Linked DNA regions of Homo sapiens: region 1 is linked to region 2. The links are chromatin loops, found by intact Hi-C in ENCODE. Cell type or tissue: endothelial cell of umbilical vein. All regions are shown on one strand. Each heading gives the region's core, and the rest is flanking DNA. Links, peaks and the distances in the headings are about the cores only. Region 1 overlaps LINC02568 (long intergenic non-protein coding RNA 2568). Region 2 has its middle 24 kb from the start of LACTB.

What was found. Peaks named below come from ENCODE experiments on the same cell type or tissue, not always from the same donor. Only the 100,000 strongest peaks of a DNase experiment are listed, where the experiment ranks them.
Region 1: a loop joins it to region 2, with 10 times the contacts of the local background. A loop is called at or near these places in 6 of 110 quality-filtered maps.

What each region holds. Positions count from the first base shown.
Region 1 is chr15:63,395,747-63,411,360 of GRCh38, reverse strand. It overlaps LINC02568 (long intergenic non-protein coding RNA 2568), which reads right to left. Exons shown (of 7, transcript NR_120375.1): 4 at 12,894-12,974. Among named protein-coding and RNA genes, the nearest start is that of LINC02568, 13 kb to the right of the region's middle. In endothelial cell of umbilical vein, for the core only: a CTCF peak has its summit at 8,370 (motif pointing right); DNase peaks (open chromatin) are centred at 3,550 and 8,370.
Region 2 is chr15:63,089,876-63,105,489 of GRCh38, reverse strand. No RefSeq gene overlaps it. Among named protein-coding and RNA genes, the nearest start is that of LACTB, 24 kb to the left of the region's middle. RefSeq lists a silencer at 8,086-8,380 and an enhancer at 11,348-15,144. In endothelial cell of umbilical vein, for the core only: no CTCF peak of the experiment used is centred there; DNase peaks (open chromatin) are centred at 7,709 and 8,219; H3K27ac peaks cover 1,891 bases.

The DNA.
Region 1 (15,614 bases), core at 3,489-11,488, 310 kb before region 2:
ATCAGGAGACTTGGGGTTTGAGCCCCAAATGTCTGAAAGGGATCTCTGGTCTGCAGATCTGGCTGGACAAAGCAGCCTTGGGCATGTGAGAGCCTGGAGCTGGGCATGCAGTATCCTTATCATGGGAAGGGAAATGGGCTACTTTGTCAGCTTTTTCCTCTTTCAGCAGCACATGTTGCTCTGGCTGGGGAAATGGTAGAACTAAGATGATTCTCCAGAAGGCCTGTCAGTGCCGTGGGGCAGGAACAGCCAACCCCTTGCAGTTAGCAGTTCCCAGGAACCAAGTCTAGGTGTTTTCTCAAAGAGCAACAACCCCTCTTCTCTATGGTTCTGTGAGGCCGCCCCTCTTTCTCCAGATAGAGGAGGAAAGACTGGATGCCTCCTTCTGAGTCCTCATGGCTTTTAACCCTCTTGGAAGACAGAGGGAACACATCCCTGAGGGGGCCAGGGTGAGCCCAGGACGGGTGCAGAACCTGGGGTCCAATGCCCGGAACTGATGTTGGGCCCTAGGCTGGATCAGGTGGACAGAGCTTAAATCAGAAGTAGACTGGGCCTGCACTGAGAGTGAGTGTCACGAGGAGTTGAGGAGAGGTGGGGCCAGGGGTTCCAGGAGTGTCGAACCGATGATGGAAGCAGGGAGCAGGTGAGCAGGAGCCAGGTGGGGTGGGAGCCCCAGGAATCAGCAGGTTCCAGGTGGAAAAGAAGCAAGAGGATCAGGAATTTGGCTAGAGGTGACAGGGGCATATGGAGAAGGCTGCTCCTGACTGGCAGTCCTATAGATTCATCGGAGTTAAGAGAGAGAGACAGTCCACCCCAATTGTTCACTCCTATGAGGAATATTGTACAAATTAAAGGAAAAAAAAGAGAAAACCCTATAGGATTAAAAACTGGTCAGGCAGCCAGGTGCGGTGGCTCACGCCTGTAATCCCAGCACTTTGGGAGGCCGAGGCGGGTGGATAACGAGGTCAGGAGTTCAAGACCAGCCTGATCAACATGGCGAAACCCTGTCTCTCCTAAGAATACAAAAATTAGCCAGGCGTGGTGGTGCACGCCTGTAGTCCCAGCTACTCGGGAGGCTGAGGCAGAATCACTTGAACCCGGGAGGCAGAGGTTTCAGTGAGCCTAGATTATGCCACTGCACTCCAGCCTGGGTGACAGAAAAAACAAACAAACAAACAAAAAACAGGTAAGGCGCGGTGGCTCACAGATGTAATCCCAGAGCTTTGGGAGGCAGAGGCAGGCGGATCACTTGAGGTCAGTAGTTTGAGACCAGCCTGGCTAACATGGTGAAACATCGTCTCCACTAAAAATACAAAAATTAGCTGGGTGTGTTGGTGTATGCCTATAGTCCCAGCTGCTTAGGAGAATGAGGTGGGAGAATCACTTGAACCCTGGAGGTTGAAGTTGTGGTGAGCCCAGATCACACCACTGCACTCCAGCCTGGGTGACAGAACAAGACTCTGTCTCAAAACAAAATACAATAATAAAAAATAAAAACAAACTCTTTCATACACTGGCATCTACTTTCCTTTCTAGCCTCACCTCCACCAGTTTTTTTTTTTTTTTTTTAGTAACCTACATCCCAGCCCAAAAAGTCTGTGTTTTCCTTAATACCTTGTGCTTTCCTGCCTCTATGCCTGACTAAGCCATTTTTTGTCCCCAAAATGTCAATTCACTGGCTCTCTGCCAGTGGAAATCTTATTCGTTTATCCTGAATAGGCAAAGGATGCCAACTCATTTAAGAGATACGATTAGGAAGAATATGGAAAAATAGTTATCAAAGAAATGTGAATTAAAATAACAACAAGGCATCATGGCATAGTTATAAAATCATAGCAAATTATAAGAAAACCAAAAACAGCCCACCCAGTGCGGACACCGTTTTGCTGAAACAGGTACATCTATTGCTGGAGACATTGTAAATGGGCTGCGATATTTCTTTTATGTATCAACTTGACTGAGCTAAGGGATGCCCACATAGCTGGTAAAACATAATTTCTGGGTGTGCCTGTGAGGGTGTTTCCAGAAGAGACAAGCATTTGGATTGACAGGCTGACGAGGGAGGATCACCCTCACCAATGTGGGCAGGCACCATCCAATCTGTTGAGGGCCCAGATAGAACAAAAAGGCAGAAGAGGTGCGAAGTTGATCTCTCTGCTTGAGCTGGGACATCCATCTTCTCCCGTCCTTGGATATCAGTGTTCTTGGTTCTCTAGCCTTTGGACTGGGACTGGGACATATGCTTTCGGCTTCGTGGTTCTCAGACCATTGGGACTGGACTGGAATTATACTACCAGCTTTCCTGAGCCTCCAGCTTGCAGACAGCAGTTACAGGACTTCTCAGCCTCCATAGTAGGCAATCCCTCAGAATAAACCTTTTTCTATATATCTATATGTATCCTACTGGTTGTGTTTTTCTGGAGAACCCTGCCTAATACATGGGCCCAAACTTCTGGGGGAAACAATGAAGTAATATATTTCAAAAGAGACAGAAATGTTCCTGTACCTTGATGCCCATCAATCCTATTTTGCAGAGTTGAGCTAAACAAAATGACACTAAAGAAAAAAAAAGCTACGTGCATAAAGATACCTCTTGCATCATAGTCATCATAATTTTTAACAGTGAAAAGACTGGAAATAGCCCAACTATCTCACAGCAGGGGACTCTAAAGGAAATTACACTCAGACAGATGGAAATTATGATGATGAAGACTATTTAGCCAAAGGAAATGCTTATAACATAATGCTCACGAGACACAAAGTTTATTGTGACTACACTATAAAAATCACATAAATGTATGGATAAGGATATATAAGGGAACAGAGAGAAAGGAAAATCACTACTTATTAGGGTATTATTTTTATTAGAGTGTTGCTGATGTAATAAAAATCTCCTAGAGGAAATTTCCTTCAAAACCCCTGATTCGTTTTGTTCCCATCTGGTCTGTGGTCCTTATTGCATTGTGCCTTGAGTGTAATAATTTGTGTCCTAGTTTTAGCCCCGTTTGGACCATAAACTCTTCAAGGGCAAGGACTATGTTTTACTTTTCTTTGTCTCACCTGAGCACTTGTATCTCCCTGGAACGTAATAATATTCAACAATTATTTATTAAGCAAATTAACCATTGCTAAGGATTATGTTGTGCTTAAAAATAAAATTCAACAGATCATTCTCTCCATTCTCCTGTCTCCTGGCAAAAGGCACTCAACTAAATAGATATCTATATTATCTTTAGGCTTCCTGGGAAGGAAAATCCACATTCAGAAATCTAGCATTTTATACCTGGAATGAAACATAGATGCAGTAATGCGGGCAACACTTGGGAATCTGGGAAACTGAGGCTCTTGGGACTTATTTACCTTTGCCCCTTAAGGCAACAAGATGTTTAAAAATTGAAGTCATTCTTAGGTTTACCACCTGGGGCCAACTGGATCCTGGCCAGAAGGAAAAAACGATCCACCACTCCTAATGGGAGCCCAGAGCTGCTGTGCCTAAGCCAGGTCTCTCTTTTACGAGCCTGTCAGGGCTAATTAGAAGACAGGAAATGTGATAACATGGCTCAAGCTTAAGCTTCCCAAAGAAAATAACAGGAATCCAATGCTGAACTCTTTTTAGGTACTGATCCCTTATTGCCTGCCAGACGCTTTATGCACATCAACTTACGCTCCCATTTTACAGATAAAATCTTAATGTTCAGAGAGACTATGTGATTCACCCAAGGTCAAATAGCTTTTGTTTCGATGGGGCCTGTCAGGATCCCAAAGCAACCACAGGCTCTTAAGCATCCCTACCCAGCATGCCTTGGAACTCACAATAAATAGGCCCATTTTGTCTCTCTGTCCAGGTTGATGAAGCCTCGGCATCTTCCTTTTCCTTTCCCCTTTATTCTTGCATGTACAGATATTGGCCCTTTTCTGCAGCCTGGCTGCAGAAAAGCCTATTTTCACCTGGCTTAACATTTTTCTTGTTTTCAGACTGGGTCACCAAGCCAATGATTTTATTCCATGCTCTTTGAATCCACTGTGGTCATCAGTCATTTTCTCCTGAAGAAAATCACACACTCCCTTGTATCAGTGACCTTTCCTGAGGTCTGAGCATATATATCATTTCTAGGACATGTTTTCTTTAACTGAATACAGTCTCGCATACTGGGGATAAGGTTTGGGGATTGCTATGATTTAGATGTATCCCTTCCAAACTTCAGGTGTTGCCAACGTGATAGTGATATTAAGAGGTGAAGACTTGGCTGGGCGCGGTGGCTCACGCCTGTAATCCCAGCACTTTGGGAGGCTGAGGCAGGCGGATAAGTTGAGGTCAGGAGTTTGAGACCAACCTGAGCAACATGGTGAAACCCTGTCTCTACTAAAAATACAGAAATTAGCCAGGTGTGGTGGCGGGCGCCTATAATCCCAGCTACTTGGGGAGGCTGAGGCAGGAGAATTGCTTGAACCCAGGAGGCAGAGGTTGCAGTGAGCTGAGAGCATGCAACTGCACTCCAGCCTGGGTGACAGAGCAAGACTCTGTCTCAAAAAAAAAAAAGAAAAAAAGAGGTGAAACCCTTAAGAGGGGATTAGACCATGAGGGCTCCACCCTGAGGACTGAGACTAGGTGCCCTTATAAAAGGGCTTGATGGAGGGAGTAAGTCCCTCTTGCCCTTCTGCCTTCCACCGTGTGGCACCATCTTGGAAACAGAGACCAGACCCTCCCCAGACAACAAACCTGCCAGTGCCTTGGTCATGGACTTCCCAGCCTCCAGAACTGTGAGAAATAATTTCTGTTCTTATAAATTACCCGGTCTATGGTACTTTGTTATGGCAACACAAACAGACTAGGAGAAGGATTAAAACAGCAGTTGTTCCAGAACAGTTTCTTCCAACATTATGCTGATTTTCTTTTTTCTTGGACGCTTTTTTACAAGTTGCACTTTTTAAATGTGATATTCTCCTACTCTTGCTGAGGCCTCTACTCCTCTTTTCTTTCATACATTTTTGTCTGTGGTGCAAAACTGACACTTTTTTGTTTCTCTAATGCGAGCAACAATAACATCTAATTAATATGCAGCTACACTCAGGCCGAGGCAGAAACCCTTCCATCTGCTGTTCTGCGATAGCTGCTTCCCCTTTTGCTCACTTATGTTCTTTTTAGCTTATTCTGTGCCCTTTAAATTGCCTTCCTAAAACATAGAATTCCACATCAACTCAAAATTAGTTTAGAAAATAGATGGTGCTTGGTAAGTTCCAAACTATAAAATCCTGCCCATCCTCGGCAGTCTGGGGCTTACACCATTAAACATTAAGTGGTAGCAGATGCTTCCTGCCTGGGACTCAATTTCTAGGCCTATGTTTCGTTACTCCTTCTAAAAGATAGATTTTTTTTCTCTTTTTTCAGTCATTGAAAAAAAAAAAACAAAACACTAGGTTTTGGCCAGGTGCGGTGGCTCATGCCTGTAATCCCAACCGGGAGGCTGAGGCGGGTAGGTCATAGTCCAGGAGTTAGAGACTAGCCTGGGCAACATGGTGAAACCCTGACTTTACAAAAAAATACAGAAATTAGCTGAGCATGGTGGCATGTGCCTGTAATCCCAGCTACTGGGGAGGCTGAGGTGGGGGAATTGCTTGAGCCCTGGAGGTGAAGGTTGCAGTGAGCTGTGATCACACCACCGCACTCCAGTCTAGGCGACAGAGCCAGACCCTGCGTCAAAAACAGAAAACAACAACAACAACAAAAAACACTAGGTTTAAATAAAATGTAAACTTCTGTACGGCGGCGGGGAGAGGGGGGTAGTTTTGTGACAGATGTCTTGTTTTCAAAAACCTAATTGAGGAATGGGCTGCCATTTGTCTTCCCATCATTAGAAACTCAATCCTGCATGTCCTGGGGAGCCCAGTTGTAAACCTTAGTTTTTTTAGAAGGATGATGATTCCCCGCAAAGCCAGGCTGGCACTGTAGAAATCCACAGTCAGAAAGAACCACAAACCAACTCCCCTGGGTGGCGTGGTCCAGGCATCGCTTTATTTAGATGAATTCACACAGAGGTGCTATAGTGTGGTCTGGGCATATGATTATATGGTTTCGATGTCATGGAAACTTACAGGAAGTCAAGAGTGCTGTGAATCCCAGCTCACACATTTGCTGTGTCTACCTCAGTTTCCCTTTTTCTCAAATTGGCGGTGTAACTAGTTCTTATTTTGTAGGTATTCTAGTCCCCAAATTTCTTTTTAAAGAAACATGAGAATTTACTATAAATGCTACATAAATCCCAAGTTCGAAGTGCCTTTGGGCTAAAACCAGCTTTGAAGTGAGGCAAGAACTCAGGCTCCCTTCTCTTTTCTTCCCCGAAGATCCTAAGAAGAACACACAGCCATGGCTAGACCAGGGGAGCCAAGGAAAAGGAAGAGAAATGGTTACTTTCACTTTGTTCTTTAAGCCCTTGAAAGAGAGGTGACTCAGTGTGCCTCAGGAAGGGAGGATCCATCTAGCTTTCAGCATTTTCCAAGGTCCTTTTTGAGATGGGCACCAAAGTGACAGGCTCAAAGGAAGGCTTTCTTTCTTTTTTTTTTTTTTGAGATGGGGTCTTGCTCTGTCGCCCAGGCTGGAGTACAGTGGCGCGATCTCGGCTCACTGCAACTTCCGCCTCCAGGGCTCAAGCGATTCCCCCACCTCAGCCTCCTGAGTAGCTGGGATTACAGGCATGCGCCACCACGCCCAGCTGATTTTTGTATTTTTAGTAGAGACGGGGTTTCACCATCTTGGCCAGGCTGATCTTGAACTCCTGACCTCGTGATCCACTCACCTCGGCCTCCCAAAGTGCTGGGATTACAGGTGTGAGCCACCACACCTGGCCAGAAGGCTCTCTTTCTAATGTAAACTTTCACTGGCAGTCAGAAGGTGTCACTTACCAGAGTATTCTAATTCTTAGCAAATCGTCATTGCACATAAAGTGAACACAGTACCACATCTCCACGCATTAGACACATCGTCACTGAAACCATGCAGCCTCATTCAGAAATGACCTTGTGTCTGAGAGCTCATCTTCCTGGAATCATTTTAGTTTGATCCTTTCAAGGCTGTGAGATTTATTTTCAAGTATTATTTTTCTTTTCAAAAGTTATTCATAATTCAATTTAATTTTAAAAGCTTCATATACACATATCTACACAGATATGCACACGTACACTCACGCCTGGTACAAATCCAAATACTATACAAGGGTTCTCCACATAAATGTCCATCCCAGCCAAACAGCACTGTGTTACCAGTTTCCCGTGTCTCATTCCAGAGCCGTTCTATGCATAAAATATATATTTTTAGGTATTTTTTAAGAAGATGTACTGTTTAATTTTAAAGCTACTTTAGCATAAGACAAGGTAAAAAAGTAGGAACCTATAGATTAAAAAAGAAAAAAAAGGGCCTGGGGTATAATTGTTTTAAATGACGTGTTGATGTGTTGAGTTTAAAAATATTTTGATGTGTTCCAATGCATGGAAAACAAGATGGTCTGAAATCATTGTCCTGAACAAACTGTCCAATGTGATTACATATTTTGTGTGTGTACCTTGGCAAGGTCACGTTAACAAGTTTACATAATAATATACAGAAAACAGGAAGCCACCCAATAGACTGGAGTGAGCAGGGAGGGACAGGGAGGAGCAGAAAGACCGTCTCAAGAACTGCCACTTAGAGAAGAGGTGCTGAGAAGGAAAAGAGGTGAGCCGAGCGAGGTAAACAAAGCCTCAGGCCCATGCTTTCCAACAGGATTGTCTGCAATGGTGGGAATGATCGCGTCTGCGCTGTCCAATATGGTAGCCGCTAGTGCTGTTGAACACTTGCAATGGAACCAGCGAGACTGAGGGATTGAATTTTTATTTTAATTTTGTTTTACTTAATTTGAATTTAAACAGCCACATGGGGCAGTGGTTACCATACTAGATCGTGTTGCTCTGGGGTTTGTAACATCTTGGGAGGCATCAATGGGCTTAGAGAACTAAGAATGGAAAGGGGGCAGAGGATAAACATGGGGTAAATAAAAGCAGAAGAGGAAAGAAGGAGGGCAAGGAGCAGGAGAAAGAGTGACATTCAAGTGGAAAGGCATAGACTGAGAGGAATAATTGTCTTAAGTGATGAGTGGCCCCTGATCTCACTTGCTGAGACCTTCTGGTGTGATTCTGAGGTCTTCTGCAACCGCACACAGAAACAGTCTCTTCTAGAGCAATACTGTACTTGCTTACCCTGGGAGGCCTGTAGGTCTTCATCTCCTTATCTTATTGTGAAGGGAGCAAGGGTACACAATCCCAGGGACTCCCCTACTCCATTGTGTGAAATAAAATAGTTTACTCCAAGAAAACCCCACAGTTTTGATACTCCACTAGGTGTCACCATTAGCCAAAATGAGCTTTTATTTTTTATCGTTTTTAACCTGCAGAATTTGGTGAGTTTCTTCTCTGGGTCTATTGTTGATCTTTACAATTCATTTAGGTATTTTCCTACTTTGTCACAGACAAAGCAAAGTGGCTTGCGCTCCTGGAGGCTACCCAATAGGGATACTCATTCTAATTTGGTTTATTTTTCGTTGCAGTTAAAACTCAGTTACTAAGGCCGGATGTTGTGGCTCATGCCTGTAATCCCAACACTTTGGAAGTATGAGGCAGGAGGACCGCTTGAGACCAGGAGTTCCAGATTGGCCTGGGCAACATAGTGGGACCCCCATCTCTACAAAAAATTTTTAAAAATTAGCCAGGCATGAGGGCGTGCAACTGTAGTCCCAGCTACTTGGGAGGCTGAGGTGAGAGGAGCATTTGAGCCCTGAGCCCAGGAGATTGAGGCTGTAGTGAGCCATAATTGTGCCACTGCACAGACAGAGCTCTAGACCTTTTCTAAAAAAAAAAACAAAACAAAACAAAACAAAAAAACTTCTGCTAAATACCACAAATGTGTGTGTGTACACACGTGCTCGGCTTCCCAAAGTGCTGGGATTACAGGTGTGAGCCACCATGCCTGGCTAACATTCATTCTTAAATATTTACTGTGTGCTATGCAGGGGCCCCATGTACACTGCACAACTCTGGGGATGGGAGCAGAGGGCACAGTTTGCACAGACCTCAATGTAAATAGTGTTTCCTGAAGTTGTGCAGCCTAGCAGCTCTGCAAGACTCTGGTCTGGGCCATAAGAACTGTATTAGTCCATTTTCATGCTGCTGATAAAGACATACCCAAGACTAGGTAATTTATAAAGAAAAAGAGGTTTAATGGACTCACAGTACCACATGGCTGGGGAGGCCTCACAATCATGGTGGAAGGTGAAATGCATGTCTTACATGGTGGCAGACAAGAGAGAATGGGGGCCAAGAGAAAGGTGAAACCCTTTATAAAATCATCAGATCTCGTAAGACTTATTCCCTACCACACGAACAGTATGGGGGAAACCGCCCCTATGATTCAGTTATCTCCCTCCAGGTCCCTCCCACAACACATGGGATTATGGGAGCTGCAATTCAAGATAAGATTTGGGTGGGGACAGCCAAACCATATCAGGGACAAAATCATGAGGAAGATATGGGCCCTGCTTTTTCCATCCTCTCTGTTCTATTTCTTAGGAGAGTTCCTTAGTCTAAAACCTTCTTTGTAACTAGAAATATCTATGCCCTATATAAATTCTCAGAGTTATACATGTAACAGTTAGCTTTCCCTTCTATCCTTGTAAAAACAACTAAAGTTTAGTTCCTTTTCAGAGAAGTAACACCTCTCCCTGAGCATTATTTTATTAATAAGGCAAAGTATTATTCCAGCTGGATAAATCAAGTCATGGCCTTTGCCCTTGGGAAATTCAATAAGATCCAAAATAAAATCCTTAAGTTTTGCATATCTAAATTTGGCCTTTGAACAGAAGAGGAGTAGTAGCAATTGAACATGAATCTGGGGATCAGGACCCCTAGAATCTAGCCTGACTAGGCTTTCTTGGGGAATGTACCAGTTAGGTTGGGGGTAAAACAAACCACCCCAAAGCTTAGTGGCTTAAAGCAATGAACACTCATCATTTTTCATGATTCTGTGAGTCAGTTGAGCCGTTCTGATCTAGGCTGGTATGCAGATCGGAGGTGTGTAGGTGGCTCAACTGGGGTTGGCTGGCCTCCCTCACATACATGAAATTGACAGGCTGGTTAGTTGAGGAGGACTTAGCTGGGATGGTTTGTCTCTGCTCCATGTGATCTCTCCTCCTCCACTAGGCTAGCCCAGGCTTCACATAATGTTCTCAGCATGGTGGTCTCAGGGTATAAAAGAGCAGCAAGAGAAAGCAAGCTTCAGTGTGCAAGTGCTTGAATATTTCTTCTTGTGTCACATTTGCTCTTGTCCCATTGGCCAAAGAAAGATACATGGCTAAGCCTTGAGTCAGTGCGAAAGGTATTATCCAAGGATGTTGTAGAGAGAGGTATGAACAAATTAAGGACCAGTGTTGTAACAATCTACTGAAAAAATTAATTTAATTTCTCCTTATCTCAGTGTTTACCAAGATGATAATATTAATAACACTTTCTTGACCTACTTGCCAGGAAAGAAAAAAAATAAACACATGGAAGAAACTACTGTATATCATTCAAAGAAAAGGGACAACATAACTATTATTCATCTTACTTCAGTTTACTCATCTACCTTTTTCACGTCTCGTCCACAGCACGGCTAATCTATCTATGGGGCAATTAGGAATCCCACTTAGTGAAAATTCCTATCAAAAATAAAGGTAACAATTTCAAAAGAAAATTTTGTTTGTTTTCATAATTTTCACCAGCAAATTGGTACATTTTATGGGTTGTGTGTAAGGATACCCACTAAGGATGTAACTAGCAGGATTCTTCGAGAATAGAGACCCAGGAATGTCTAACCACAGGATAACTTTCACAATTGCCCTTATATGTTAGACTTGGCAGATACATTTTGGTTTTTTGTTTATTTGTTTGGAGAAGGAGACTTGTTCTGTCACCCAGGCTGGAGTGCAGTGGCACGATCTCCGCTCACTGCAACCTCCATCTCTCGGGTTCAAGTGATTCTCCTGCCTCAGCCTCCCGAGTAGCTGGGATTACAGGCGCCCACCACCATGGCCGGCTAATTTTTGTATTTTTAATAGAGATGGAATTTCACCATGTTGGCCAGGCTGGTCTTGAACCCCTGACCTCAGATGATCCGCCCGCCTCAGCCTCCCAAAGTGTTGGGATTACAGGCATGAGCCACTGCGCCCGGCCTACATTTTGTTTTAAATAATTGCTCAGCATTGTACAAGTTGAACACCTGTTATAGCACTCGGAGGACTTAATCACATAAAGAAAATGACTAGGAGTTTATAGTACATGTTTTCTTTTTTTTTTTTTTTTTTTTTTTTAATGAGATGGCGTCTTGCTGTGTTGCCCAGGCTGGAGTGCAATGGTGCAATCTCGGCTCACTGCAGCCTCCGCCTGCTGGGTTCAAGCAATTCTCCTGCCTCAGCCTCCTGAGTAGCTGATACTACAGGTGCCCGCTACCATGCCCGGCTAGTTTTTATATTTTTAGTAGAGATGGGGTTTCACCATGTTGGCCAGGTTGGTCTCAAACTCCTGACCTCAAGTGATCCACCCATCTTGGCCTCCCAAAGTGCTGGGATTACAGGCATGAGCCACCCCACCCGGCCTACAGTATATGTTTTCATTCCTATTTGCATGGTGCTGAGAATTGCTGAAGATAACACCACTTCTGGAAATTCACACTCAATCTTACTGGAACTGAGATTAGCCAAGAAAAGGATTACTTCATTCTTACTAAAAACTTATCTTTCCTACAAATCGTGGTCTTCATTATTTAACCTGATGAATAAACATTTATTGGGCATCTACTGTGCGTGAAAAACTGAACTAGAGATAGAAATATGGATAAAACACAGTTTTTGCTCTGCTGGCAACAAACTATAAGGCAAATCTGACAGATAAGTGCTCCAGGGAGTATTGAAGAAGGAATGATTTACACCAATGGCATGAACTAGAGAAAACTTCTTGAAGACAACTTTTGTTCCGAGCTTTGAAGAATGAGTAGCATTTCTCAATGTGAGAAAGGGGAGAGAGAATTCCATACAGAGGTAAACGTATGGTAAACAGAGGGTTAAAGTGCACAGCATTTTTTGGGGAAAACATCACCCAGGGTAGTTGGAGTGTAGGGTGTGTTATGGGAAGTAGAAAAGGAAGTGAGGCCAGCTTGTTAAGACCTTTGAATGTGATATTAAAGGGCTTACATGAGGGCTTTAAAGGCCCTTGATTAAAACATTCTCATGATTATAACTATTTTAGAAGTGTCATTCTGGCTTCTGGATACTGACACAATGGGGACCCAACAGGGGCTCCTGGCTATCTCTGTCAACCTAGTTCTGGGAGTGTCTCAGAAATGGTGCAACTGATGGATCTGAGAATCTAATGTGATAATTGTGAGAAGTTTCTAGAGGGACAGCAAATGGTTGGAGCCCAGTGTATGTGTTTGCGACTGCAGACTGCAGGGGAAAAGGGACAGTGCTGTAGGTGGGGAAGATTTTATCTTAGACTATTTTCCTCCCTTGTATTTCCATGGGCAGATTATAGTCTTCCCCAACTCCACTGCAAGACAGAACAGTATCACTAGTCCTGCACCAGCAGGAGATGAAGCTTGTGGGTACATCAGGGGAAAGGAAGGAGATAACAGGTAAAGATACACCCACATTCCTTCTAAGAACTGCCACTCCTCAGCATAGTATTGGAGGTCCTGGCCAATGTGATAAGACAAGAAGTACTAGGTATAGGATTTGAAAGGAAGTAGCAAAACTGTCGTTATGTACAGGTGATCTGATTATCTACATAGAAAACCTCACAGACTTAATAGAAAAACTTTTAGAACTAATACTTACGTTCAGCAAGGATGTCAAGAAGAAGATCTGTTTAGAAAACTCAGTTGCATTCTTCTACAACAGAACATTCAACCAGGAAACCTAATAGAAAATAAGATAATTTTCAGAAGAGCAACACAACTAAAAAATCAACTTAATATTCAAAATAAATTTTTGGAGAAAAATATAAAACTATCAAAGGACATTAGACTTAAGGAAAGAGATATGCCACATTGGTAGACAAGACTACTTAACATGTAAAGATAACAATTCTCCCAAAATTAGTCTAAAAATTCAAGGCACTTTCAGTATAGTCCCAACAGAATTTTTTGAGGGAATAAAAAAAGCATATTCAAAATTTATATAGAAGAAAAAAACAAGGTCCACCATCAGTTGAGCCAATTTCAGAAAAAGAACAAAGAGGAATGACTTGCCCCAGTATACTCCAATGCTATATAATAAAACATTACGGCACTGTGGTGTAGAAGCATGGAAATAGAGTAAGGGTGAGAAAGTGTCAGAAATTCATAGGTATGCTTATGTGTTTTGTTGTATGTGCACCTGATGTATGAAAAACAAGTAAATGGGGAAAGGATGGGTTGCTTAGTAGACAGTGTAGGGAAGATTGGCTCACTACATGGAAAAAAATTAAGCTGCATTCCTAACACCATAAGCAAAGGTGAACTTCAGAAGAATTAAAGATATAAATGTGAAACACCACCCTACAAAACATAGATATGCATGTGTATGCATATATATACGTCAGAATATATTTATGACCTTAGAAGTGGGGAAGAATTTTTTTAAAAAACATTCAAAAAGTGTAACTGTATTCCCTGCCCCTCAAATTGATGACTATATCAAAATTAACAATAATGACGATGGCAGATATAGTTATCTAAATGAACAGACAGGTGATAGACTGAGAAAAAAATATTTGAGACTCCCAAGACCAGCAAGAGATTATTATACAGAATATATAAGAAAGTCCTACAAATCAATCAGAAAAAGAGAATACAACAGGAAAATGGGCAAGGATATGAATATGTGACTCACCCCAAAAAACCCACTGGTTTTGCTCAACCTCACTAGTTTTTTTGTTTTGTTTTGTTTTGTTTTGAGACAGAGTCTCACTCTGTTGCCCAGGCTGGAGTGCAGTGGCACGATCTCGGCTCACTGCAACCTCCGCCTCCTGGGTTAAAGTGATTCTCCTGCCTCAGCCTCCCGAGTAGCTGGGACTACAGATGCCCGCCACCACGCCCAACTAATTTTTGTATTTTTAGTAGAGACAGGGTTTCACCATGTTGGCCAGGATGGTCTTGATCTCCTGACCTCATGATCCACCCGCCTCAGCCTCCCAAAGTGAACCTCACTAGTTCTTAGATAAATGAAAATTAAAACAATAGCAAGACTAAGTCTTTTTACCCATGAGGTTGGAAAATTAGGAGACTGGATAATACCAAACTCTGGCAGGTTGTAAGGAAACAAAACGGAAAGGAAACAAACACTGTATTCTAGGGCATGTCAAAGATAGAGCCAGGCACCGGTTAAAGCAGCCAGGACAGGTTTTATTCAGGGACTACTGCAATAAGGAAAAAGAGTAGAGTGTGAACAGAGTACCTGATGCAAAGTACTGGAGACTATTTAAAGATTAAGGGAAAGGCACTGTGGGGTGTTAAGGGAGGGTTAGTCTATGTGATTGCGCCACCTGGATTTGTTCACTGGTGCTTATCCGAAGGATAAACACACTTCTCCTAAAGTAAGGCATCCATAGCAGTTAGGCCCTTATCCTCCTGGGAGAAGAGCTATAGCTCCCTGAATATCTGCATTTCAAAGAGAGGGCTCTCAGATCCTTGAGGAGACCGTTTTGGGTGGGAGATTTACATCTCAAAGGGCAAAGGAAAGATTTATAATTGCAAGCTTTCTAAAATAACTGCTCTAAGAGGGAGCTCAGGGGCTTATCTGCCTATCACCAGGTTTTGGCCAGAATAAACAGTAAATTCTCCTGGCAGCATTGAGCTTCCAGGCAAGCATTTTAAGGGAGGCTGGTATCATCCTAGGGACATGGTCTTAAGCTGCTAGAAGCCATGCTAGGGTTTGGTCAAGTCTCTTAGTGCAGGGGTTTGGACAGAGTCATTACGGGCAGAGAGTTCTGCAGTTCGCAGTCACAACCTAGACGTACTTTGTGAAAATAAATATGCATCAGCAATTCCACTCCTAGACATATGCTTCCGAGAAACTCTTACACAGGTCCTAAAGGATCACGGACAAAAACACTCACCTCACTGTAGTACTGGTAGCAGGGAGCTGGGGCATTTGCTAGGGGAATGGATAAGTAAATGCGGTAGGTAGGTTTAAAAACCAAACCACACAAAATAACATATTTTTGTTAAATATAGTGAACTGCAAATTTCTCTTCAAAGAATCAGCACGTCAGTAGTTTCAGCTCTCTTATTCTTTGATTCTCCATTTTAAAGTTTAACTTCCTGGTTCTCTTTGCCCACTTGCTTCTAGTTTAAGTAAACAACTTTCCCCGTAGTCCTAATCAGTAGTTCACATCTGTTCCCCTGGTCACCTGCTCCATCTTGACTCATTGTGGTCATCTTCTTTGACCTGAGTCACCCTTGGTCACCTTCTCTGACCTAAGTCACCTTTGGTTACCTGTTCCTAACTGTCCTTCCTGCCAAACTACTCACTCCGCCACTCTGACTCATACCCCTGCCCCTTTAAAATAGCCAATCA
Region 2 (15,614 bases), core at 3,617-11,616:
ACCATAGAGTTTGTTGCTGTTTACTTTTTGGGTCTGCACTATGTTTATGAGCTGCAACACTCACGGCAAAGATGTGCAGCTTCACTCCTGAAGCCACCAGGCCATGAACCTCCCAGGAGAAACAAACAATTGTCGACACGCTACTTTTAAGAGGTGTAACACTCACTCGGAAGGTCTGTGGCTTTACTCCTGAAATCAGCGAGACCATGAAACCACCAGAAGGAAGAAATTTCAGACACATCTGAACATCTGAAGCAACAAACTCCGGACACACCATCTTTAAGAACTGTAACACTCACCGCAATGGTCTGAGGCTTCATTGTTAAAGTCAGCGAGACCAAGAATATCGGAAGGAACCAATTCCGGGCACGCTATCATCCAAATAGTCCATTACTTGAATTTTAGCTGTAAAATAGCAAAAATTATCACCCACTGGGGTGAGGGGAGGATTTATGTGGTGAGGATTAAAGGGATATGGAGGCAAGGTTAGTCAGTATAGCGTAAATAATGGTTGGTCTTTGGAAGCCAACTGAGTACCAAGTGTGGACATTAAAGATTGCTCCAGTGTTAGGTTTTCATCATCGTGGTCTGCCATTGCAAAATACCACAGACTTGGCGTGGCTTAAAGAATAGAAATTTATCTTCTCACGGTTCTGGAGGCTTGAAGTCTGGGATAAGAGTGCCAGTGTAGTCAACTAATATGAGCGCTCTCTTTCCAGGCTTGTGGACAGCCACCACCTTGCTGTATCCTTTGGCAGAGAGAGGGAGTGGAGGAGAAAAAAAAGCGGGGAGAGGATTTTCTGGGCAAACCAGAGTGTTCCTTGTGTCTCTTCTTATAAGAACTCTAATCCTATCATATCAGGCCGCCACCCTGAGGAACTCATTTAACCTTGTCTCATACTAAAGTAGTCACCCTGAGAATTACGCATTTTAACACAGGAATTTGGGAGGACATAATTAAGTCCATAGCATGTTTCCAGAGAAACCATTATTTCTCAAAGTTGGAAAAGAACACAAAGATCATTTTATACATTTATACTTTTTTTTTGTGGTAGAGACAGGGTCTTGCTATATTGCTCAGGCTGGCCTCGAACGCCTAGGCTCAAGTGATCCTCCCACCTCAGCCTCCTGAGTAAAGAGCATCTTTTTATTTGCTCGTTATTTCTTGGTAACTCATTTCTCTGCTCAGCTTCCTTTCCTTGGGGCAGGCGTTGAGGGGAGGCTTTCTGCTAGAGTCTGCCTTGGGGCTCTGAGAACGGTTATCCCAACAGACTTTAATTATTCTTTTCTAAGGGCTTTCCTGCCCTTGAGTTGGTTATTTACAAAAATGCCTCAGGGATTCCCAGAGGAAGGCCCCCCGAATTCTAATGTGCTGGCTTTCACTCTGGACTAAATGCTCTGTTCTATAGCTCACTCAGCTCATCTTTCCATCTTCAGGAGAGGGAGAAGCTACATTGTGGGGCAGCTTTACTTATTCGCAGAGCCATTTTACCCTTTAGGTGAAGAGACAATCCCAAATGCCGGTATAAAGACTCATCCTAGTGATGGTGATGGCCTCCAAAAGCATCCTCCATGGTATGAGGCCAAAGGTTTAGCTTCTTGGTGAAAGATTGTAACTTCCCGTTTTTGTCCTAAGAGGCTTTTTCTTATTAAATTGTCAGAAGTGGGCTCTCTGAGAAAATCTTAAGAGGCCCTTACTGTAAGACTTTCATGAAGTTTAAAGTGTGGCTGTCTCCGCAGGGCATTACTGTGAAGGGGAAGTTAGATTTTAGTATGTCAGAGTCTTGAATCAAAGTTAGGAAAATCAGAGTTGGGAACTTTCTAGAACAGGCTGGGCAGTCTCTCAGAGGCTTGCACCATCTGGATGGGGTGACAGCATGAGAACCCATAGGAAGGAAGCCTGTGGTCCCCTCCACTTCATCGCATTCACTTTGGCTACCACAGGCCGACCCCAGGGTGGACCCCATGTCTGTTGCTAACCACTTTGTTGCCAAGTTACCCTTCTGGAGGCTCATTTTCCTCAGCATGGCTCTGAGAGGGAGTGCCTCCTTAATTTGTATATCTTTCTCTCTCTCTGTGTATGTAACTCCTCAATTTTGTACCCTGGGCCTCTTCTCTCACCCTAGTCCTGCCCTAGATACTAGTATCTTCCTCAGGGGGATTTGTGTAGATTAAATTACAGAATGTGGGATGGGTGTGGTGGGGTCTGTAATCCCAGCACTTTGAGAGGCTGTGGCTGGTGGATATCTGTATCTATCTATCTACCTATCTACCCATCCATCCATCCATCCATCTATCCTATCATCTATATTATAGATATATGGATAGAGATCTATAATATACATATGTATAATATATCTCTTTCTATATATATATGTGTATATGTTTTTGAGACGGAGTCTGACTCTGTCGCCCAGGCTGGAGTGCAGTGGCGTGATCTCGGCTCACTGCCCACCTCTGCCTCCTGGGTTCATGTCATTCTCCTGCCTCAGCCTCCCGAGTAGCTGGGACCACAGGTGTGTGCCACTACGCCTGGCTAATTTTTTTTTTCGTATATTTTTAGTAGAGACGGAGGTTTCACCATGTTGGCCAGGATGGTCTCGATCTCCTGACCTCGTGACCCGCCCGCCTCGGCCTCCCAAAGTGCTGGGATTACAGGCATGAGCCACTGCGCCTGGCCAAATTAGCTGCTTTTTAAATGGAACCCTAGAGCCCTCAGACATAACGCCGCATATCTACAACTCTCTGATCTTTGACAAACCTGAGAAAAACAAGCAATGGGGAAAGGATTCCCTATTTAATAAATGGTGCTGGGAAAACTGGCTAGCCATATGTAGAAAGCTGAAACTGGATCCCTTCCTTACACCTTATACAAAAATCAATTCAAGATGGATTAGACTTAAATGTTAGACCTAAAACCATAAAAACCCTAGAAGGAAACCTAGGCATTACCATTCAGGACATAGGCATGGGCAAGGACTTCATGTCTAAAACACCAAAAGCAATGGCAACAAAAGCCAAAATTGACAAATGGGATTTAATTAAACTAAAGAGCTTCTGCACAGCAAAAGAAACTACCATCAGAGTGAACAGGCAACCTACAAATGGGAGAAAATTTTCGCAACCTACTCATCTGACAAAGGACTAATATCCAGAATCTACAATGAACTCAAACAAATTTACAAGAAAAAAACAAACAACCCCATCAAAAAGTGGGCGAAGGACATGAACAGACACTTCTCAAAAGAAGACATTTATGCAGCCAAAAAACACATGAAAAAATGCTCACCATCACTGGGCATCAGAGAAATGCAAATCAAAACCACAATGAGATACCATCTCACACCAGTTAGAATGGCAATCATTAAAAAGTCAGGAAACAACAGGTGCTGGAGAGGATGTGGAGAAATAGGAACACTTTTACACTGTTGGTGGGACGGTAAACTAGTTCAACTGTTGTGGAAGTCAGTGTGGCGATTCCTCAGGGATCTAGAACTAGAAATACCATTTGACCCAGCCATCCCATTACTGGGTATATAACCAAAGGACTATAAATCATGCTGCTATAAAGACACATGCACACGTGTGTTTATTGCAGCATTATTCAAAATAGCAAAGACTTGGAACCAACCCAAATGTCCAACAATGATAGACTGGATTAAGAAAATGTGGCACATATACACCATGGAATACTATGCAGCCATAAAAAATGATGAGTTCATGTCCTTTGTAGGGACATGGATGAAATTGGAAGTCATCATTCTCCATAAACTATCGCAAGAACAAAAAACCAAACACCGCATATTCTCACTCATAGGTGGGAATTGAACAATGAGATCACATGGACACAGGAAGGGGAACATCTCACTCTGGGAACTGTTGTGGGGTGAGGGGAGGGGGGAGGGATAGCATTGGGAGATATACCTAATGCTAGATGACGAGTTAGTGGGTGCAGCACACCAGCATGGCACATGTATACATATGTAACTAACCTGCACAATGTGCACATGTACCCTAAAAGTATAATAATAAAAAAATAAATTAATTAAAAAAAAATGGAACCCTATTTTTACTTAAAGGGATGGCTGACAGACAAACTATTATTCTTTTGACTTGGGAATTTGGCGGATATTTTCTGAAAATGAATAAAGTATCCTGTCACTTCAAGGAAATCATACGACAGTATTTGTTGCCACATGGTAAACTGAATTTTCAAGTGAAAATTAGGATTTGGGGAAGCCTGTATCTGCTACCATAAGCTTGACAGCTTTTTAGTTTTTTAGTTTTTGTTTTTTTTAAATTGAGATAGGGTCTTGCTGTGTTGCCCAGGCTGGAGTGCAGTGGCACAAACACGGCTCATTGCAGCCTTGGCCTCCTGAGTTGTAGTGATCCTCCCATCTTATCTGAGCTGGGACCACAGGTGTGTGCCACCATATCAGGCTAATTTTTAAAATTTTTGTAGACACGCATTCCCACTGTGTTACCCAGGCTGGCCTCGAACACCTAGGCTCAAGTGATCTGCCCCCCTTGGTCTTCCAAAGTGCTGAAATTACAGGCATGGGCCGCTGCGCCCAGCCATCTAGTGTTAAAATACTTTTCTTATGAAATTTGTGGTGATAGTAATAAATGTAGTTTTCGATACTATATAATGAACTATGTCAACATTTGGAAGTCTACAACTCATTGAATCAATATTTTCAAAATGGCCAAAGCACAAAAATCCTGCATAAAAAAAGAACCATTTAAAATGCAAGATGAGACTGGTTGTAGTGGCTCACACCTGTAATCCCAGCACTTTGAGAGGTCGAGGCAGGTGGATTGCTTGAGGCCAGGAGTTGGAGACCAGCCTGACCAACGTGGTAAAACACCATCTCTACAAAAAATACAAAAATTAGCTGGGTGTGGTGGCTTGTGCCTGTAGTCCCAGCTACTCAGGAGGCTGAGGTGGGAGGATCGCTTGAACCTGGGGGGTTGAGGTTGCAGTGAGCTGTAATCGTGCCACTGCACTCTAGCCTGGGCGACAGAGTGAGACCCTGTCTGAAAATAAAATAAAATATATTAAAAAGTAAAATAAAACGCAAGATGAACCAGTGAATTTTAGTATGACTGAATACGAAAAGTTCAGTGATACGGTTCCAGATTATACCTTGCAATTAATGTTTAAGGAACTACCATTTGGCTGGGGGTGTTGGCTCATGCCTGTAATCCCAGCTCTTTGGGAGGCTGAGGTGGGCAAATGACCTGAGGTCAGGAGTTTGAGACGAGTTTGGCCAACATGGTGAAACCCTGTCTCTACTAAAAATAAACAATTAGCCAGACATGGTGGTGCACGCCTGTAATCCCAGCTACTTGGGAGGCTGAGGCAGGAGAATTGCTTGAACCTGGGAGGCAGAGGGTGCAGTGTGCTGAGATCATGCCATTGCACTCTAGCCTGGGCGATAAAAGCGAAACTCCGTCTCAAAAAAAAAAATGCCATTTGTTGAATTATAGTGCAGTATCAAAGAAGCACATCCAGAATTATCTGAAAAGTCTAATGACATACTCTTCCCTTTTCCATCTATACATGTATGTGAGGTCATATTTTCTTCATATATGCAAACTATGTCAAAATAAGTGGACTATATAAGCAGATAAAAGAAAGCAGCTATCTTCCGTTTAATGCAAACATTAAATGGATTTGGAAAAATGTAAAAGAATTTCACTCTTTTTTTTTTATTGATCATTCTTGGGTGTTTCTCGCAGAGGGGGAGTTGGCAGGGTCATAGGACAATAGTGGATGGAAGGTCAGCAGATAAACAAGTGAACAAAGGTCTCTGGTTTTCCTAGGCAGAGGAACCTGCGGCCTTCCGCAGTGTTTGTGTCCCTGGGTACTTGAGATTAGGGAGTGGTGATGACTCTTAACGAGCATGCTGCCTTCAAGCATCTGTTTAACAAAGCACATCTTGCACCGCCCTTAATCCATTTAACCGTGAGTGGACACAGCACATGTTTGAGAGAGCACAGGGTTGGGGGTAAGGTCATAGATCAACAGGATCCCAAGAAAGAAGAATTTTTCTTGGTACAGAACAAAATGAAAAGTCTCCCATGTCTGCTTCTTTCTACACAGACACAGCAACCATCCGATTTCTCAATCTTTTCCCCACCTTTCCCCCCTTTCTATTCCACAAAACCGCCATTGTCATCATGGCCCGTTCTCAATGAGCTGTTGGGTACACGTTCCAGACGGGGTGGTGGCCGGGCAGAGGGGCTCCTCACTTCCCAGTAGGGGCGGCCAGGCAGAGGTGCCCCTCACCTCCCTCCCAGACGAGGCGGCTGGCCGGGCGGGGCGCTGACTCCCCACCTCCCTCCCGGACGGGGCGGCTGGCCGGGCGGGGGGCTGACCCCCCACCTCCCTCCCGGACAGGGTGGCTGCCAGGCGGGGACGCTCCTCACTTCCCAGACGGGGCGGCTGCCGGGCGGAGGGTCTCCTCACTTCTCAGACGGGGCGGCCGGGCAGAGACGCTCCTCACCTCCCAGACGGGGTCACGGCAGGGCAGAGGCGCTCCTCACATCCCAGACGGGGCGGCGGGGCAGAGGCGCTCCCCACATCTCAGACGATGGGCGGCCGGGCAGAGACACTCCTCACTTCCTAGATGGGATGGCGGCCGGAAAGAGGCGCTCCTCACTTCCTAGATGGGATGGCGGGCGGGCAGAGACGCTCCTCACTTTCCAGACTGGGCAGCCAGGCAGAGGGGCTCCTCACATCCCAGACGATGGGCGGCCAGGCAGAGACGCTCCTCACTTCCCAGACGGGGTGGCGGCCAGGCAGAGGCTGCAATCTCGGCACTTTGGGAGGCCAAGGCAGGCGGCTGGGAGGTGGAGGTTGTAGCGAGTCGAGATCACGCCACTGCACTCCAGCCTGGGCACCATTGAGCACTGAGTGAACCAGACTCCGTCTGCAATCCCGGCACCTCGGGAGGCCGAGGCTGGCGGATCACTCGCGGTTAGGAGCTGGAGACCGGCCCGGCCAACACAGCGAAACTTCGTCTCCACCAAACAAATGTGAAAACCAGTCAGGCGTGGCGGCACGCGCCTGCAATCGCAGGCACTCGGCAGGCTGAGGCAGGAGAATCAGGCAGGGAGGTTGCAGTGAGCCGAGATGGCAGCAGTACAGTCCAGCTTCGGCTCGGCATCAGAGGGAGACCGTGGAAAGAGAGGGAGAGGGAGACCGTGGGGAGAGGGAGAGGGAGAGGGACGAATTTCACTCTTTTCACTAAAGTTTTCCATCTTAGAAAACATTTTTACTAAAAGTGTTATTTATTTTAATAATGGGTTTATTATTGTCGTTTAGAAATGAATTGGTAAATAAATTTCCCATTTTTAATTTCTAATATATAAACATTGATAGCTATAACCCATATAAACAAAAGCTCTTTGGGGTTCTCAGTAATTTGTAAGAGTAGAAAGGGATTCTGAGACCAAAAAAGTCATTCTCGGGCAGAGGGCCGTGCTGCCCTTTTTTTTTTTTTTTTTCCTTGAGAGTGTTCTATGCCTGTACCCCATGGACTGTGTGTTAACTCTGCATATCCATCAGTTTCCCATTTGAGTGACTAGGAAAACATTTTGCATACAATGCTTTGTGATGTCCTTTGGCCTCTACTTGTTTACATAGTAAGTCCATCTCTATTCTTTTTCTCTTTAGCCTGTGACAATTCAAATAGAATTATTTGGCTCCAATCCCATCTAAACACAGTGCCAGTGTAGATTGTGAAGCCATGTTATGGTACTCAGTGGATGGCCAGAGGACCCAGAACCTGCAACCATGAATCTAATTTTAAATAGTAATCAAATGGAAAGACAGAATTTGAAATTCCATAGGCGTCTGGGGGTGAGTCTGCAGATCCAGCATGAGAAGCCCGACCTTGCTGGCTCAAGCATAGGCGCCCAGAGCCATGGCAGGAACCACAGGGAGGCTGGGAATATGACTGTTGTTATCAATGTGTGGTTACTTAGTTCTTTCTTAGAAACCATCTCAAGAGTTACTCCCTTTATTTCTATGCCCCAGTCTAAGTTTGAAAGATTTTCCTCTGAGCAATCTTGATCACTGAGGGACCAAAGATCTAAGGCTAGGTCCACCCTTAGTTCTTCCTGCCGAAGTCTCCATCAGGCACTGCATACCCCCCGCCTCCCTCTCATAGATGCCTCCTGTTTGTGGGTACTGAGGTCCTGAGTCATCTTCCTGCAATTGTACCACACTGTGGCCTCACCACGTTGCTATCAGGCTCTCCAACAGATCATTGCGTGGACCTCCCCAGGCACACTAACCATTCATACCTCACAAAACATTCCTTTCTGGGCCGGTCACGGTGGCTCATGCCTGTAATCCCAGCACTTTGGGAGGCTGAGGCGGGCAGATCACCTGAGGTCGGGAGTTTGAGACCAGCCTGACCAACATGGAGAAACCCCGTCTCTACTAAAAATACAAAATTAGCTGGATGTGGTGGCCCATGCCTGTATTCCCAGCTACTCGGGAGGCTGAGGCAGGAGAATCACTTGAACCCGGGAGGCAGAAGTTGTGGTGAGCTGAGATCGCGCCATTGTACTCCAGCCTGGGCAACAAACGAGAACTCTGTCTTTAAAAAAAAAAAAAATTCCTTTCTGCGCTTAAAAAGTCAATCAGTAGTTTCACCATAATCCATGTAGCTCAGAGTTAATATGCTACATGCCTCGGCCTCCCAAAGTGCTGGGATTACAGGCATGAGCCACCGCGCCCGGCCAGTCACTTAGTTTTCTAAGCCTCAGTGTCCCCATGTGTAAAATACTACATGCCCTGCCTGCTGTACAGAGTTGGGAAACTCAAACTTGATAAAAGATGTGAAAATATTTTAAAAATTATAGGCCGGGCACGGTGGCTTTTGCCTGTAATCCCATCACTTTGGGAGGCCAAGGTGGGTGGATCACTTGAGGTCAGGAATTCGAGACCAGCCTGGCCAACGTGGCGAAACCTTGTCTCTGCTAAATTTACAAAAATTCTCTGGGCATGGTGGCAGGTGCCTGTGATCCCAGCTACTTGGGAGACTGGAGCATGAGAATTGCTTGAGCTTGGGAAGCGGATGTCACAGTAAGCTGAGATTGCATCACTGCACTCCATCCTGGGTGACAGAGTGAGACTGTCTCTAAATAAATAAATAAATACAATTATAAAGTGCTAGTCAAATGCAAGTTGGTAGTGAAACAGGCCTTGACATATTTCATAGTCACTTTATAATTCTTCCATCAAGGCTGGACAAGTGTCACCTTAGCACAGATCAACCCAGATCAACATACTGAAGATTTAGGAGCACAAGATTCTTTAATAGAGGATATTTTTCTGCCCTGCTTCTTCCAATTGCAGTATATCATATTTGATCATTGTAGTGCTTGATGAATTTATTTTGCAACTTACTACGATAGAATGAGAAATCACTGGCTTTTCCAAATAGATCATGGCTGTCTCCCCATTGGAGAAAGAGGTACTCTGTAGAGTAACTAGGTTAACTCAGAATATCTACACCCTGAAAGGCCAGTTTTCTTTTTATAATGTAAACACATTAAGGGAATTTGGAAATAAAGAGAAATCATCCAGAATTCTACCATCTTAACACAGCTCTGTGTTTTTGCCCATTACAGCCTAGTTGGCATCCATAAGCACTTAAGAGGGCTGTAGTTACAATGTACATATCATTTTGGTTTTCTGCCCCTTTTTCACTTATGCATTTCTCCACATTTCCTTTTTCTTCTTTTTGTGATTATACTTTGATAGGCATCTACATTTCTACCTAGCCTCCGTGTTTATCATTTTAATGGTGAAATAATATTCCATCAACTGAATTAATCATGATTCCTTTTGGGTGAAGATATAGGTTGTCGCCAGGTTTTTCTTTTTCTACTATTAATAATGCTACAACAAACGGGCCAGGCACGGTGGCTCACACCTGTAATCCCGGCACTTTGGGAGGCCGAGGTGGGCGGAACACCTGAGATCAGGAGTTGGAGACCAGCCTGACCAATATAGTGAAACCCCATCTCTACTAAAAATACAAAATTAGCCGGGCCTGGTGTCACACACCTGTAATCCCAGCTACTTGGGAGGCTGAGGCAGGAGAATTGTTTGAACCTGGGAGGTGGAGGTTGCAGTATGCCGAGATTGCACCATTGCACTCCAGCCTGGGCAACGAGCAAAACGCTGTTTCAAAAAATAAAAATAATGCTACGACAAGTGGCTTCTTAAATATAGCTTTTTGCCTTTGTTGAAAACCAAAGTCTCCAGGATAGAATTATTAGCTCAAAGCTTAAAAACTCTTTAGAGTTCTTGCAAATATATTTCTATTGCTTTCCAAAAGGATCCCACAAATTTTAATGCCATTAACATATTTGATCTCATTGCTAACATTCCAGCATTGAGCAATTTATTATAAAATTTTACCAATTTAATAGGTATCAAATGCTGTCTCTTTTAAAATGCTATTTTTATTTCCACAAAGGAAAGACAGTTTTCAAGGGCTACTTTTTTAGAGGGAAAAGTTTTGTCACCAGAAAGATAAATCCAGGTAGCTGATAGTATCTTCATTTACTCTTTTGTCCATACCAAGGACGTAGGAGAGTGATTTGGCACTCAGCCTCCCCTTTAGAGGTTGAGAGCAGCTAGATCTGCCCCTTTAAACCATGACATCCAGGTCTATGGTATGCAGCAGAGTGGATACTACTGAAATAGTTTACACATTCTTGCTGGAACTTACTAATACAGTTTCAGTTTTACTGAACTTCTAAACCAGCAACATAAGTTAAGGATCCAGGAATATTAGATTGGCAACATGCAAATTGACTATCATCTAACAACTGGCATCTAGACTCAGTCAGAAGGAGTTTTCAGGCAAACAGAATCTGGTGTGATGTTTATAGCTGTGTAGCGGGAGCCAGGCCTCTTAGCTTTGCTATTTGTGTCAGTTCCCAAGGGAACTTAAGTGGCAAAAGCCCACTTCAATTTTCTCAGTTTTAGGTTGCCCATTTGCCTGAAAGAAGTGATGTGAAACTTGTGAACCAGAATCTTGGGAATATTCTGAGAATCTCAGATGGAAGGGACCATTTTAATTATGAAATCTTTTTTCATTAAAAAAAAAAATCAGGTAACCCTTTCCCCATTTCACATTTCTGGTTCAGGTACTCAATAAAATGCAAATAGAATGACAGAATTTACTTTGATGAGCTCAAAATCAGTAGCAAAATATAAATCAAGATGCCTTATTAATAAAAAAGTTAAAGATTTGTTAAAAACAATAATGTAAACAGAGATGATTGTAGGTATTTAGGATGTTTAATTGTGTCCCATCCTGCCTTGCCCTTTACATATTTAGCATTTTTTTCTGATAGGAAAGTAAATTGTAGATTGGAAAAAAATCTTATTTTAAAAACAATTGCATGAAGCACATATTATTATGGTGTCTTCATTTTACAAATGAGGAAACAGACTTAAAGAGGCTGAGGGCCCCGAGGTCACACTGCTCAGGAGTGTGTCTCAGCTCCCTTATTCAAACTCTTCTGTTTCTAAGGGTTTACTCTTCTTGCATTTGAAATTGAGCAAAAGTTTAAATTCTTTTACCCAGGCTGCAGAATGGGTCTGGGAAAGACGGTAATGCTGTTGAGAGGCTCACGCATGCAGGTGCTGGGGAGAAGCCATTGGGTGGAGAATATGTGAACAGCAGGTGGCAGCAGTGTCTTTGGAGTGCGTGGTTGTCCCAGGCAGTCCCCGGAAAGCAAGGTCCATGCAATACCATGGAGCCCTGAACCTAATGCCTGACCTTTCATCTCTGACCTCCTGCTGAGCCAGGTGTACTACCTGCCACCTAGTAAGGTACAGTGTATCCCTGGGGAAGGAATTGGGGAGAATATTGGGAAACAGGTGACTTGGGAGTCATTTATAATTGAAAGGCTCCCATCTGGGTAACTGGTATAATGTGTGGTGGTGTGACTCTGGCGTGTTACTTAGCTTCTCTGTTCTTCAATATCCTTTCTGTAAAATGGGGATAATGGCCATCTGCCTCTCAGGATCACTGAGATGATTAAGGGAATGTGATATCTACAAAGCCCTTGGAACAGCCCAGTACTGGGCGCACACTATGTGTACGTTACCTATTATTAATATTCTTTGTTGAAGGCTTTATCGTTTGCAGTGGACTTTCATACCTATCATTTCATTCCATCCTCCCACCATATTTTAAGATGCAAATATTACACCCATTTAATATAATAGAGGCGGACACCGGTTGAGCCAGAGAAAGTACAAATTAGCACGAGCTTTGAAGTCAGACAGATTGGAAGTCAGGCTCATTAGAGTTGTGGGATTTGTGCAAGTTACTTAATGCTTTGGAGCCTCAGTTTCTTTCTAAATGAGTGATAATATTACCTATCTTGTGGGTTTATGACAACATACATGAAGTTTAAAACAACATACATGGTTTAAAACAATATATATGAAGCCATCTGGTGTGGTTCCTCTTCCATAGTGAACACTTAAAATTATTCAAGGGATGTTTTAAAACATCAAAAAGTATTTAGACAGGCACGGTGGCTCATGCCGGTAATCCCAGCACTTTGGGAGGCCGAGGCAGGCGGATCGCCTGAGGTCAGGAGTTCGAGACCAGCCTGGCCAACATGGTGAAACCCCATCTCTACTAAAAATACAAAAATTAGCCAGGTGTGGTGGCGCATGCCTGTAATCCCAGCTACTCGGGAGGCTGAGGCAGGAAAATCGCTTGAACCCGCGAGGTGGAGGTTGCAGCGAGCTGAGATCGCGCCACTGCACTCCAGCCTGGCGACAAAGCGAGACTCCATCTCAAAATAAATAAATAAATACAAAGTATTTAAAAAGGCAAGTAAATTTACTTACAATCCACCACCTAGAAATAACCTTGTTATTACTATGATGTGTTTTTTTCCCCTAGTATTTGTAAGTGATATGGCCGAGCTCCCATCACATATGTGTAAGTCACTCGACCAAGGTGCCAAAGCTAAGACAGGGGCAGAGCTGGGCTCACACACCAGGCAGGGCTGCCTCCAGGGCCAGGTTCTTCTGTGTAGCTACTTCTCCACACTTCCTCAATCAAGTTAAGGATTAAATGTCTTTTGAGAAACTGATGAAAAAATATTTCAAGTGTTTCAAGTTTGAAAATATACACTTACATTCAAAAGCATGTAAAGAAACCAGAGGTACCTAAGACAATCTTATCATATAGTTCAAGGCTGGAATTCTGCCCAGAAGGTAGGGTTTCACTTGCAAAACATGAATTTCTACAGATTTTTGTTTGGCCAACATTTTCACTGTTAAAACATTACTGTTCAAGCTGTTACAACTACAACAAGTAAATTTGGAAAAATCAGTGAACTAATCATTTGACAAATGGATTAAATTGAGTGAATTAATGATTCAGCAGATTGGGTCTTTGGGTGCACTGATTTTTTGGCAAATTGGCTCGCATCTATTAACATGGAGTAGTGCTCAATGTATGTGCTTGTTGAATTAATTAACACATGAATGAATGAGTGCATTGAATCTTGCCATAAATAAAATGATCTTTCCCCCCGAAGGTCAATGACTTTACATGATGTCAGCATTTTAAGAGCCCCAAAAGCTTCTTGAGACAGATATTCTGATTCTAGGGTCACGGCTACTCACCATGTGTGCATCCCAACTCCAAATCCACACTCATTGCCTGGTTGGCTCCTCAGTGAGAGCTGGTGCTTCCCTGTTGGTTCTTAGGGTTGAAGCCCGCTCACTATGGGTCTTGGAGTCAGAAGACCCAGGTTTGAATGTCACTGGGCTTGTCCACATCTTAGCCACGGAACACTGGCCAAGCCAGTGCACCCTGGAACCGTGTTGTCACTGATTACATGGGGACAGTGCTGATGTCTGTCCTGCTTTGTTCCCAGCATCACTGTCACTATCAAATAAAATGGAAATGCTCTCTGGGAGCCGGAAAGTGCTAGGTGAATTTTAGTTCTTTATGAGTTCATTATTATGAAAACCACAGTGGCCATGTGTGTGCTCTGTCATGGAGGGAGTAGGAAGGCTGGGGACGGGTCTCAGGGAAGGAGGGCCATGCCTGCTCGCTGGTAGAGGGTCACTACTCACCTTTGCTCTTTGGTCTCTGCCTTTCTGGTCACTGACACGCATGATAGAAGGGCACACACACCTATTAAACTGCTTCCCCCAGGTCATCTGCCAGTGAGGAGCTGGCAAACCCCAGTGGCCCTACAAACGCCTCCTCACTGGCTGCTTCAGGCTGAGGTCATTTGCCCGGAGCCCCTGGGGTGGGGTGAGAGGGAAGCCGGGGTCCTCCCAGTCACCTTGGGCCCTGTGCGGCCAGGCTGGGTGGCATCCTCCTCCGTCTGGCCTCTCTGCTCCCAGCTCTGAACGCAGCCTGAGAGAGGGCAGAAGGGGTGTCTGCTGGGCACCTTTGCTGCCTCACAGCCAAAGAAACCTGGCTGGGGAGGGCCGGGCAGGGAGGGCACACAGCTGGGCATGACAGGGAGGGCGTGTAATGGCGTAAGCTTGGGAACAGGATCAAAGACAAAGAACGAGGGGGCAAGAGGTGTCTGGAGAACGCAATTTTTTCCTCCTCCCTTTTCTCAAGTGTAAGAGTAAAATCATTAAAGAAAATAATGCGCCCTTCAAAGGCGAATTGGCAATCAGTGTTGAATTTTAGTGCTGGAGTGGGTGACAGCACATCCCAGCTGCAGTCAGGAGACCTACCGCTGCTGAGTGACGCTGCACCAGCCACCCGCCATCAGCCACCAGCCCCCAGCCAAGCGGTCATTTACCACCCACTTGGTCTGGCTCACTTTCTGTTTCCTGAGTTATATTAGCTCTAGTGGAGACCTACCATAACAGTTCATCACGCTTGAAAGGTGCTTCTTCCTCCCAGAGAACTTCACGTCCACCCTCTAAAAGCTCATCTGTCTGAACAGCCCTTCAGGGTTAAAAGCACCTGTGCTCAGATGGACTCTGAATTGGAAGGTTCTGAGGTTCCATCTAATCCTGTTATTACCCAGACTTCAGCTGGGCTCTCATTTCACCTCTCAGAGATTTGGTTCAATTTAGCCTGGACCCCAATTCCAGGGCCAGTTTAAGACCATTACAGGCCCCAGGGTCTTTTAATTATGGAGTCCGCATTCCACATAATATCAAACACATTAGAATATACCCATATTTCACATTGAGTATCACATTTTTGCTGTAGAAAGGATCAAAAGGACTTTATTAATCTTGCTTTTGAAATTATAGCTGCTCATTGACTACATGTCTGGCTATGTTCTCCAGGCTGGCATTGTGCATGCACAGTACATTTTATGGAGGGAGAAAATAAAACCTTAGCGTTATTTTCAAACAGAGAATCCAGAAACACTAAATTTAAACATGAATGAATTGACGTTGTTTGTTTTATAGACATTTAATTAAAATGTATTCCTTTCAATTTCATACTTTTCCTTTTATATTTTAGATTCAATAATTTTTTTTTTTTGGCATGTCACGTATTTTCACAGGCCTTTGAAAAAAGCTCATTGGCCAGAGGCCCTGTCCCCGGGGCCCTGCAGACCAG